Regions from separate parts of the Homo sapiens genome. Here region 2 is linked to region 1. A link is a loop called in an ENCODE intact Hi-C map of the cell type or tissue named here. Cell type or tissue: endothelial cell of umbilical vein. All regions are shown on one strand. Each heading gives the region's core, and the rest is flanking DNA. Links, peaks and the distances in the headings are about the cores only. Region 1 has its middle 55 kb from the start of TRIM67. Region 2 overlaps C1orf198 (chromosome 1 open reading frame 198).

Evidence for each region. A loop is a pair of places that touch in the nucleus more often than their neighbours do. Peaks named below come from ENCODE experiments on the same cell type or tissue, not always from the same donor. Only the 100,000 strongest peaks of a DNase experiment are listed, where the experiment ranks them.
Region 2: a loop joins it to region 1, with 9 times the contacts of the local background. A loop is called at or near these places in 1 of 110 quality-filtered maps.

The regions. Positions count from the first base shown.
Region 1 is chr1:231,104,520-231,108,907 of GRCh38, reverse strand. No RefSeq gene overlaps it. Among named protein-coding and RNA genes, the nearest start is that of TRIM67, 55 kb to the left of the region's middle. In endothelial cell of umbilical vein, for the core only: no CTCF peak of the experiment used is centred there; a DNase peak (open chromatin) is centred at 2,427; H3K27me3 peaks cover 169 bases.
Region 2 is chr1:230,847,163-230,851,550 of GRCh38, reverse strand. All of the region lies in intron 2 of C1orf198 (chromosome 1 open reading frame 198), which reads left to right. Among named protein-coding and RNA genes, the nearest start is that of C1orf198, 19 kb to the left of the region's middle. RefSeq lists an enhancer at 1-2,774. In endothelial cell of umbilical vein, for the core only: no CTCF peak of the experiment used is centred there; a DNase peak (open chromatin) is centred at 1,860; H3K27ac peaks cover 1,903 bases.

The sequences.
Region 1 (4,388 bases), core at 236-4,235:
TCCCTGGAACATGTCTGTCTCCTCTTCATGCTGTTCATGACCATTAGTCCTGTAATCTCCCACTCCTCTTCTGGCACTGAATGGAGAGGAAGGGAATTTCTCATTTTCTAATTGCCTCAGAAAGGCCCTCCCCAGGAAGTTGCAGGGAGGGGGACCACACTTCATGAACCCAAGGCCTCTAACGGAATGGAAGGAAGTAACATTGCCACCCTCTGTCTTAGGGGGAATCCCTAGGAACAGGAAGGTGGTGCCATTTTGGTGGAAGTAGACAGGAGCTGTGTGGAGTCATAGAGTAACATAACCAATTGTAGTAAAACTCAGGTCACTTTCAGCTTTTATTTTCTCTCCTAAGGGCTGTCTCCTTCAGTCAATTGTCCAGAGCTTAAAGCTAGGACCCCATGGAGAAAACTCTCTACCTCACGGTAATTATGTTCAGCCATCCTCTATGTACAAGCAGTAATGTCTTTAGTGTTTAAAGTGATCTTTCTTTCTTGTTGTTGCAGAGATGAGGTCTCCTTATGTTGCCCAGACTGGTCTTGAACTCCTGGCCTCAAGCGAGCCTCCCACCTCAGCCTTCCAAAGTGCTGGGATTACAGGTGTAAGCCACTGCACCTGGCTTTACAGTGAATGCAAATCTGATCCTGTCGCTCTCCAGCTTAATCACCTCCTGCGGTGCTCTGGGACAGAGCCCAGCCTCCTTAGCATGTAGGCAAGGTCCCCTTGCTCGGGCCTCATTAACTGCTCCGGTCTTGCTTCCTTCTGTGTCTCTCCCATGATCATCTCCCTGTGATGGCCACACTGGAGCCTCACTGAGATGTTTGCACAAAACTTCATGTCTCCCACATCTCCATGCCAACGTTCCACTGTTCTCTCTGCCTCAACGTCCCTTCCAGACAACGAGGTTAGATGCCTGGCTTCGTGCTCTTGTGACTTATGCACCTTTATCAGCACTCTTATCACACTGTACTAAAATCCTGCCTTATTAGCTGTCTTCCCTTCTTGGCTATGAACTAAACAAGCACAGAGATTGCCTATTACTCACTTTTACTTTCCTGAGGCAAAGCAGAAAGCCGGAAACCTAGGCTTAGTTGGCCCTCGATACATGTTAATTAAATGAAGGACTGATTCCATGAGTGAGTGAGTGCCCCGTCCTGAAGGATAGTTCCATGTGGTGTCACTTGCTTTTTTCCTAAGTGTTCAGATAAAGATTCAATTAAACTCAGCAAATATTTAAAGGGCACTTATTACGTGCCCCTCCTGTGCTAGGCACTGGAGATACAAAGACAAAGAAGCACAGTCCTGGGAACCCTCAAGTAGTTCCCAGCCGGGAAAGGGACACTGATGGACGCAGCTGTCCCTCAGCCGACAAGTCCAGACCGAAACACCTCACAGGAGACCCGGTTGGGTTTTCCACCAGGAGGGCTCAGGTCAGGTCAGGTGCTTCTGCTAAATGTGTTGTGAAACCAACAGCCAGCCTTTTTCAGCCTGCCTCTAGACCAGGAGGCAGGAATGTGCTCGGTAATGCAGCTGTGGTACTCCCGCCCATAGACCCCCAGTAGGAGCCAAGCAACCCTGGGATGAAGGCAGAGTGTGGGCTGGCTGGAGGGCCTGGGAAGGCCGCTGGGGAGGATGGGCCTTGTGAAGCTGTGCTTCCTCCGAGCTCTAACTTAGATCACATGGAGATTTGGAAGGACTGTTGGTGTGTCTTTCAGGGTGTTGCTAGAATCAGGGAACGCTAAAGCCTCCAGAGCCACCAAAACTGTCACCACTGGGAACAAAGGCTTTTGTCCCTAGGTAAGTATAATCATGCACTGGTGACAGGGGAAGGAGAGTGGGGAACTGGGGTTGGAGGGCCCTTCCCAGCATCTGGAAAATCACATTGAGTGAAAGGGTATTGACTAGAGACGGTGTTTTCCATTTCTGTTATTCTTTTAGGAGCTATTATAGAGTCAGGTTTAATAAGGAAGATGGGAAAACTCTCAGCTCACTCAATTGCTTTTAATTTATTAGTCTTATGTCTGTCTCCATTATTCCACACCCCTCACACCCCTATCATCAATCATAAAGTTCAGGAAAGAAGGTAAACAACCTTAGGAGAGCCAGACATGAGCCAAGCTCCAGCTGGGACATTTAGTGTCTGATGGGAGAGTGATCAAAAGTGAGACCCAATCGGTGGTCTCTAAACATATGACAGAAGCCTCTGACTGCTGCCCCTTTACAAGAGGCTTTAAAAAGCAAGTGTGCAAAGGAGGACAGAGAGGGAGAGGAAGGAGGAGGGAGAGCGGGCACTTGGGCGGCAAGGGTAGTGCTCTGGAAGTCTGGTATGATTCTGTCACGTTGCATCATCATCACAAAGGGGCCACATCTGAAGCAAAAAATGGCAAAGACTCAAAGAAAATAAATCATGCAGACTCTGGAATGACCTCATTAAAAAGCTGCTCTATCTGCTGCCATGTTCTATTTATAGCTGAAATATGGCGTTCCTGACAGGAAATCTAAATGACAGCAAGCCTAGGGTTTTAAGGCAGTGGGTAGGGGTTTGCTTAATGAATCATCTGATATTTTTATTCGGATGATTTTTCTGTTCTAATGAAACTATTAGTACAGTTCTCTTTTCTGCATGAGATGACATTCATGGGATGTGTTTTTTACTCAGGAATTGAGGATAGAGAAGTAAAAGGATCCTTTTATATAAAATCTTTTGCTAAATACATATGAACTTCATAATACACCATTACCCTCAACATATCTTAATGCTGGTTCACAATATTCTTTTCCAGGCCATATTGTAGCTGTTATTTCCAGTGATCATTGTAAATAACTTTATTATGTTTCACTGAAATCAATTTCATAGAAATCAAACCAATAAGGAAAACATCTTTTAAGAAGGAAGACATAGAGCCTTATTCCAAATGTTAAGAGAAAAAAGCAGATCATATACTGTGTAGATAAGCAGAGCCACACTTCTAAAACCCTGAAGCCCAGGGCCTGGATGCAGCTGCCAGCAAGTTCCCTCTCTGTGTTATGGGCAGAGGCAGGATTCATCTTTGAAGGAAGATTGCTTTTAAGTTTTTTGGGGGGAAAATCTTTTTTTTTTTTTTTTTGAGATGGACTCTTGCTCTGTCGCCCAGACTGGAGTGCAGTGGCACGATCTCGGCTCACTGCAAGCTCCGCCTCCCGGGTTCACGCCATTCTCCTGCCTCAGTCTCCGGAGTAGCTGGGACTATAGGCGCCCGCCACCACGCCCGGCTAATTTTTTGTATTTTTAGTAGAGACGGGATTTCACCATGTTAGCCAGGATGGTCTCGATCTCCTGACCTCGTGATCCGCCCGTCTCGGCCTCCCAAAGTGCTGGGATTACAGGCTTGAGCCACTGCGCCTGGCCAGGGGGAAAATCTTTAGCAAGTTTTCAGTTCTGGAAGACTGCTCTTCAGCCTGAGGACAGTTCAGATGCTTTTAAAAGAAAAAAAGTACAGACCCCACTCCCCACCCCCGCCACTGCCCCGATGCTGTTAAAGTGTTTTTATTAAAAACACTTCAAAAATATGTATTTAAGGCAAGATTTGAAATCCTGATCCTTGTGGCTCTTATACAACCTTAAAACCAAAACAAATTGTGATGTTTAATTTTATGTGTCAACTTAGCTAGGCCATGGTACCCAGATATTTGGGCAAACATTGTTTTAAATGTTGCTATGAAGGTTTCCTTTTAGATGAAATTAATGCATTTGAGTCAGTGGACTTTGAGTAAGGCAGATACCCTCCACAATACAGGTGGGCCTCGTCCAATCCGTTGAAGGCCTTAATAGAAAAAGACTGCTCTCTCCCCAGCAAGAAGGAATTCTGTCAGGAGAGGGCATTTGGATTTGAACTGTAAAACAGCTCTCCCCTGGGTCTCCAGCTTGTTGGCCTGCCCTGGAGATTTTGGACTTGCAACCTCCATAATCATGTGAGCCAATTTCTTTCTTTCTTTTTTTTTTAATATATAACAATTTTTAAAAAAAACAGACTTAAGGGTCTCGCTATGTTGCCCAGGCTGGTCTTGAACTCCTGGGGTCAAGCGATCCTCCCTCCAGCCTCAGCCTCCCAAAGTGCTGGGTTTATAGGTGTGAGCCACTGTGCCCAGCTAGTGTGAGCCAATTTCTTAAAATAAATCTCTTTCTTTCTCTACACACACACACACACACACACACGTGCGCGTGCGCATGCCCTATTGGTTCTGTTTCTCTAGAGATCCCTGACTAATACACAAATCTAAAAGTTAAATACCCCCAAACTACAAAACTAATAAAATTGATATGAACAACTGGAATGTAATGTGACAGGTACTGTTAGTTGTGTGCAGTTACTGATGTCAGGTTTCATAGTGGAAAGATGTCCTCTTAGAAC
Region 2 (4,388 bases), core at 294-4,293, 260 kb after region 1:
GCTACTGCTGTTTCGAGAGGAAAAAACTCAGCACTTAGAAGGCTCCAGACAGGAGGAGGCAGGGAGTGGAGAGAGGATTCTTTACATTCCCCAGGCGGTCTGGGCTGGAGAATTCAGAGGAGAAAATGCCTTTGGGGCAGGTCAGGCCCTGCTTCAAAGTTGGCTGGGCTCTTGGGACCCCATCCCCAGCCTTGGTTGGCTGGGCTCTTGGTTGGCTGGGCGTTGTGACCCTGTCCCCAGCCTTGCCCCTCCCCCAAGCTGTCTGGCTGCTTCTCCTTTCTGGCTACCCCCTTCCTTCACCTGATGTCCAGCTGCCTATTAGGGCAGTAAGTAGGTTGGGCTGGGGATCGGTTCCTTGATTTCATGGGTATCAAAAGATCTTGGGGGGCTAATATAGATCATTCCCAGAGTAGGGAAGCCTTCCAGACGCCTCCTTGGGAAGATACATAAGCATTTATGAGCACAGGCCCTTCCTCTGTGCTGTGCCCATGATAGGGATGTGTGTGTACTCTGAATTCTTTCACCCTTGGGAGGCTGGTGTCCCTGTTCACGCTGTGGGTCAGGACACCGGGATGCAGGGGGTCAGGTGCCTGGCAGGTCGAGTGGGCGGAGAGCAATTGGAGCTCAGGTCTATCTGTGACTTTCGGGGCTTTGCTGCCCATGGTGGGACAGAAGGGCTGTTCCAGCAGGATGTTCCTGGACATAGAGGATTCATTGGCTCTGCTCAATGGTTCCTCCTCACTACCAGTCACGGGGCTTCTGAGAGGCAGGACACCATGGGGCTGCATCCACCCACCCGCAACTTGGTCTCTGTGCTTCTCACCGAGACCCCCATCTCTGCCCAGCAGTCCCCTCCCTCCCTCCTGCCCTTCCTCTGGGCTGTGCCTCACCCCTTCCTGAGACAACAGCAGACCCCTGTGTGCCCCTGCTCTTGGCCTTTCCCTGCTCTCCATGTGTGTGGGACGATGCGTCACTCGCTCAGCCCTGCCCTCAGCCCTGCACTGCCATCCCACAGGCTCTGTTCTCACCCACCTCAGGGACCATGTTCTCTTGGACCTCAGTGTTTTGCTCCGTCCCCTGACCCCTATCCACCTGAGAAGGCCCCACTTGCCCTCCAGACTCAGCACAAATCCTCTTTTAACAGTTGTCCCAATCAGGAATCTCACCACGTGCCGGGTCTGTGCTGAGCACCCTCCCTGCATTGCAGAGTGTAATCCTCACAGCAACCCACCTTACAGATGAGGAAACTATGGCATAAAGTGAAGATGTGAACCAGGCAGTCCTAAGCCCAGTGCTGGGCTCTTAAGCCCTATGCAGCTTCCAGAGTTACCCTCTTCCCTGTTACCGTTAGGAAGCACTGTGATAGAGGAAAAATGGGGATCATGCTGATGAATTCCTTGTTGGTGCGTCTTTGTCCCTGTGAGATGATGAGCCCAGAATGGCAGACACAATTATTTGTCCCTTAACCTTGACAACCCTGGGGACTGGTGCACCTCTGCACCCATTTCCTGTTGGGCCTCAGCTGAGTTCTCCCTGGCTGGTGTTTTTTGCCTTAGAGGCTGACGGGGTGGATGTTTGTTTGCTTACGTTCACGCCCCGTCTCTTTGGGCCCCTGGGTTTGTCCCTGTCAGCTGCCACTTCTACTAAATTTGTGATTCTAAAGGTTTTTAGTATCCTCCTGCTCATCTTCCTCCTCTTCCCTCTTTGGAGGGGAGGTGGGAAGAATAGATGTTAAGTGGTTGGTGAATGTATTAGGATTTGCTCCAGTAAATGATGATCTTTTCTGACAAGGCTTCTGTAGCCTTTGTCTCAACAATTTAGATCTGTCCGAGGCTGCCAAGCCAAACAGTTAGTTTTGGCAGCCTGCACTCGTCTTTTACTGAAATATTACACATTCCTCTTCAGTGAGTGGGACGTTAAAAATAGACACTGGGCTCGGTTGTGGTCCTTCTGTTTTTAGAACAGACATGGCCAACTGAGACCCAGTTCCCCGCATGGGGTGACTGACGCCCAGCCCTGGCCTGGCTGGAGGGAGTCCTCCCAGCAGAGCCTCCGTGGGCACTTGGGACATTGAGGCTGGGCTGTCAGTGTTGCCGTCAGGAGGGACGGCTTCCTTGTGGACTCTCCTATCTCCCCTGTCTCAAAGACTATAGAAGACCACTAAGTTGCATCCCCAAACCCCGGCTTTCTGTCTGTGGCCAGCGCCCATGAGTTGGCGTCCCATGGCCCATGGGTTCCTCCCCTTCATGAGCCTCATCCTCCCGCCAGCCCTGGCTCCCTGTTGCTCAGTGCCGTGGGAGAGGGCTGGCATGACCTCCTTTCTCAAGAGCCCAGCTCTTTTTCCACACCTGTAGAAAATGGACTTTTGTTCTAGGAAAGTCTAGGCTGTGCCCTGGACTGGAAGAGATGGGGAGTGGCCAACAGTGTGGAGTCACCGAAGCAAAAAGCAGTAAAACTTACTTTGAAATGGCAAAAGGGGCTCTGCCTTCCTATGGTCTGCATGTCGGTGTGTCTTTGAAAATGAGCTTGGAGCCACTTTTCGCTCTGTCCTGGTGCTGTGTGCACACATACCAGTACAGGTCCCCCCTGGGTAGAATGAGGTCCCTGGGCAGGATGGGCTGCAGTTCCTGAGAGATGGGCTTGATCTCCCCTGGGCCCCCACCTGGCCCTGCTAGAGTCTGTTTTTATTATAGTTCCTGGAGTTTTTAGAGCTGAGCAGAGTCGGATCTAGACAGGAAAAAAGATTCTTCCCCTACCCCAAAAGGTTTGTGTTTAGAAATTCTAGATGACAAACCCTTTTCCTTTGGGGAAAGCAGTGGGGAAGAGGCCTAGCACCCAGCAGGGTGATGGACAAGGGCAGGTTTTTTTTCGATATACAATATTTTGAAATATTGATAGGGTACATGTGATATTTTGTGAAATCAGAGACTGTATGTTCAAGTTAGGGTATTTGGGGTGTCCATCACTTCGAGTATTTTTAATTTCTATGTGTTGGGAACATTTTACATCCTCTCTTATAGCTATTGCAAAATACACAACACACTTAACTGGAGTCACCCCGCTCTGCTGTTGAACACTAGAGCAAACACTTACTCCTTCTATCTCATTAGCCAACCTCTCTTCATCCCCTTCCTACCCACACACCCTTCCCAGCCTGCAGTATCTATTTCTTCTACTCCCTGCCTTCATGAGATCATCAGGGCTGTTTTGTTAAAGGAGATTGTAGTTATACGTTATTTGCAAAATTATGAACAGCATACACATACATAGGGAAAAAGACTTAGAACTTTTTTCTTTGTTAAGTTCTTGTCTTCCCCATAGTCACCTCCAGACCCCCTAAACTAGGTAGCTGCTTCTGCCAGCAAAGCCCTCTTCTCTAGCCAGATGACACCCTCCTCTGAAGAGCTGTTGCCAGGTCTCCAGGTCTCCTGTTACCCAAGCAGGGCTGGGAGTGACCTCTGTCATTCTGTTTGAGGAGGTCACACCCAGCTAAGTGCTGCCCGGTTCCCTTCCGCAGCGCCCCTGAAGCAGCCCAGGAACCACTGTGACTGGCGTTTCCCCCCAGCATCCCTGGCTCTGCCCACTGCTGCCCTCCACGTACACAGGAAGTTCTGTCTCACCTTCTAGAGGCTTCTTAGCAGGGACACCCATGGTAGAAATTGCTGATCCTAAAAAAGCCTGGGGTTTGATGAAGTGCTCAGTTTTAAGTGCCTTCCTTACACTACAATTTCCAGATCAAAGTCAACTTTGTCCCCTGAGTTGGGCCCCACTTCTGAGCCATTTTTAGTGATTTGCCTATTTCAAGAAACTATCATCTCTATCCCACAGTCTTTCTGTATTCTGTTGTGGAATTTGGAAATATGCAGAGTATTCAGAATGCACCACTCAGAAACAGTCCTTTAAAATCAAATTAGATCACACACATACATAAAGAAATCCCACTGTGTCCATTGCTCCCGGCAGCTTCCATGGATGTCATACCTGGTGGCCACCTGTTGTTTTGCAATGCAGGGATGCCCAGCCATGGATTCAGGCTTAGAATCTCTCAATCCAGGTTGAAATCCCAGCTGCACAATCTCCTAATGGGCTAGTGACCCTAGGACAATTTAATTCATCACTCCGATTCTCCATTTTCTCATTTGTAGAATGAAAATAATAATAATTTAGAAACAACAGTCCTGATACATCAGGCACACTGAGTAATCTACATTGTCTTTAACCAGAGAACCAATGCTTTGATGGCTGTTTCTTTTTTTTCTTTTTTTTTTTTTTGAGACAGAGTCTCATTCTGTTGCCCAGGCTGGAGTGCAGTGGCGCGATCTCGGCTCACTGCAACCTCTGCCTCCTGAGTTCAAGCGATTCTCCTGCCTCAGCCTCCTGAGTGGCTG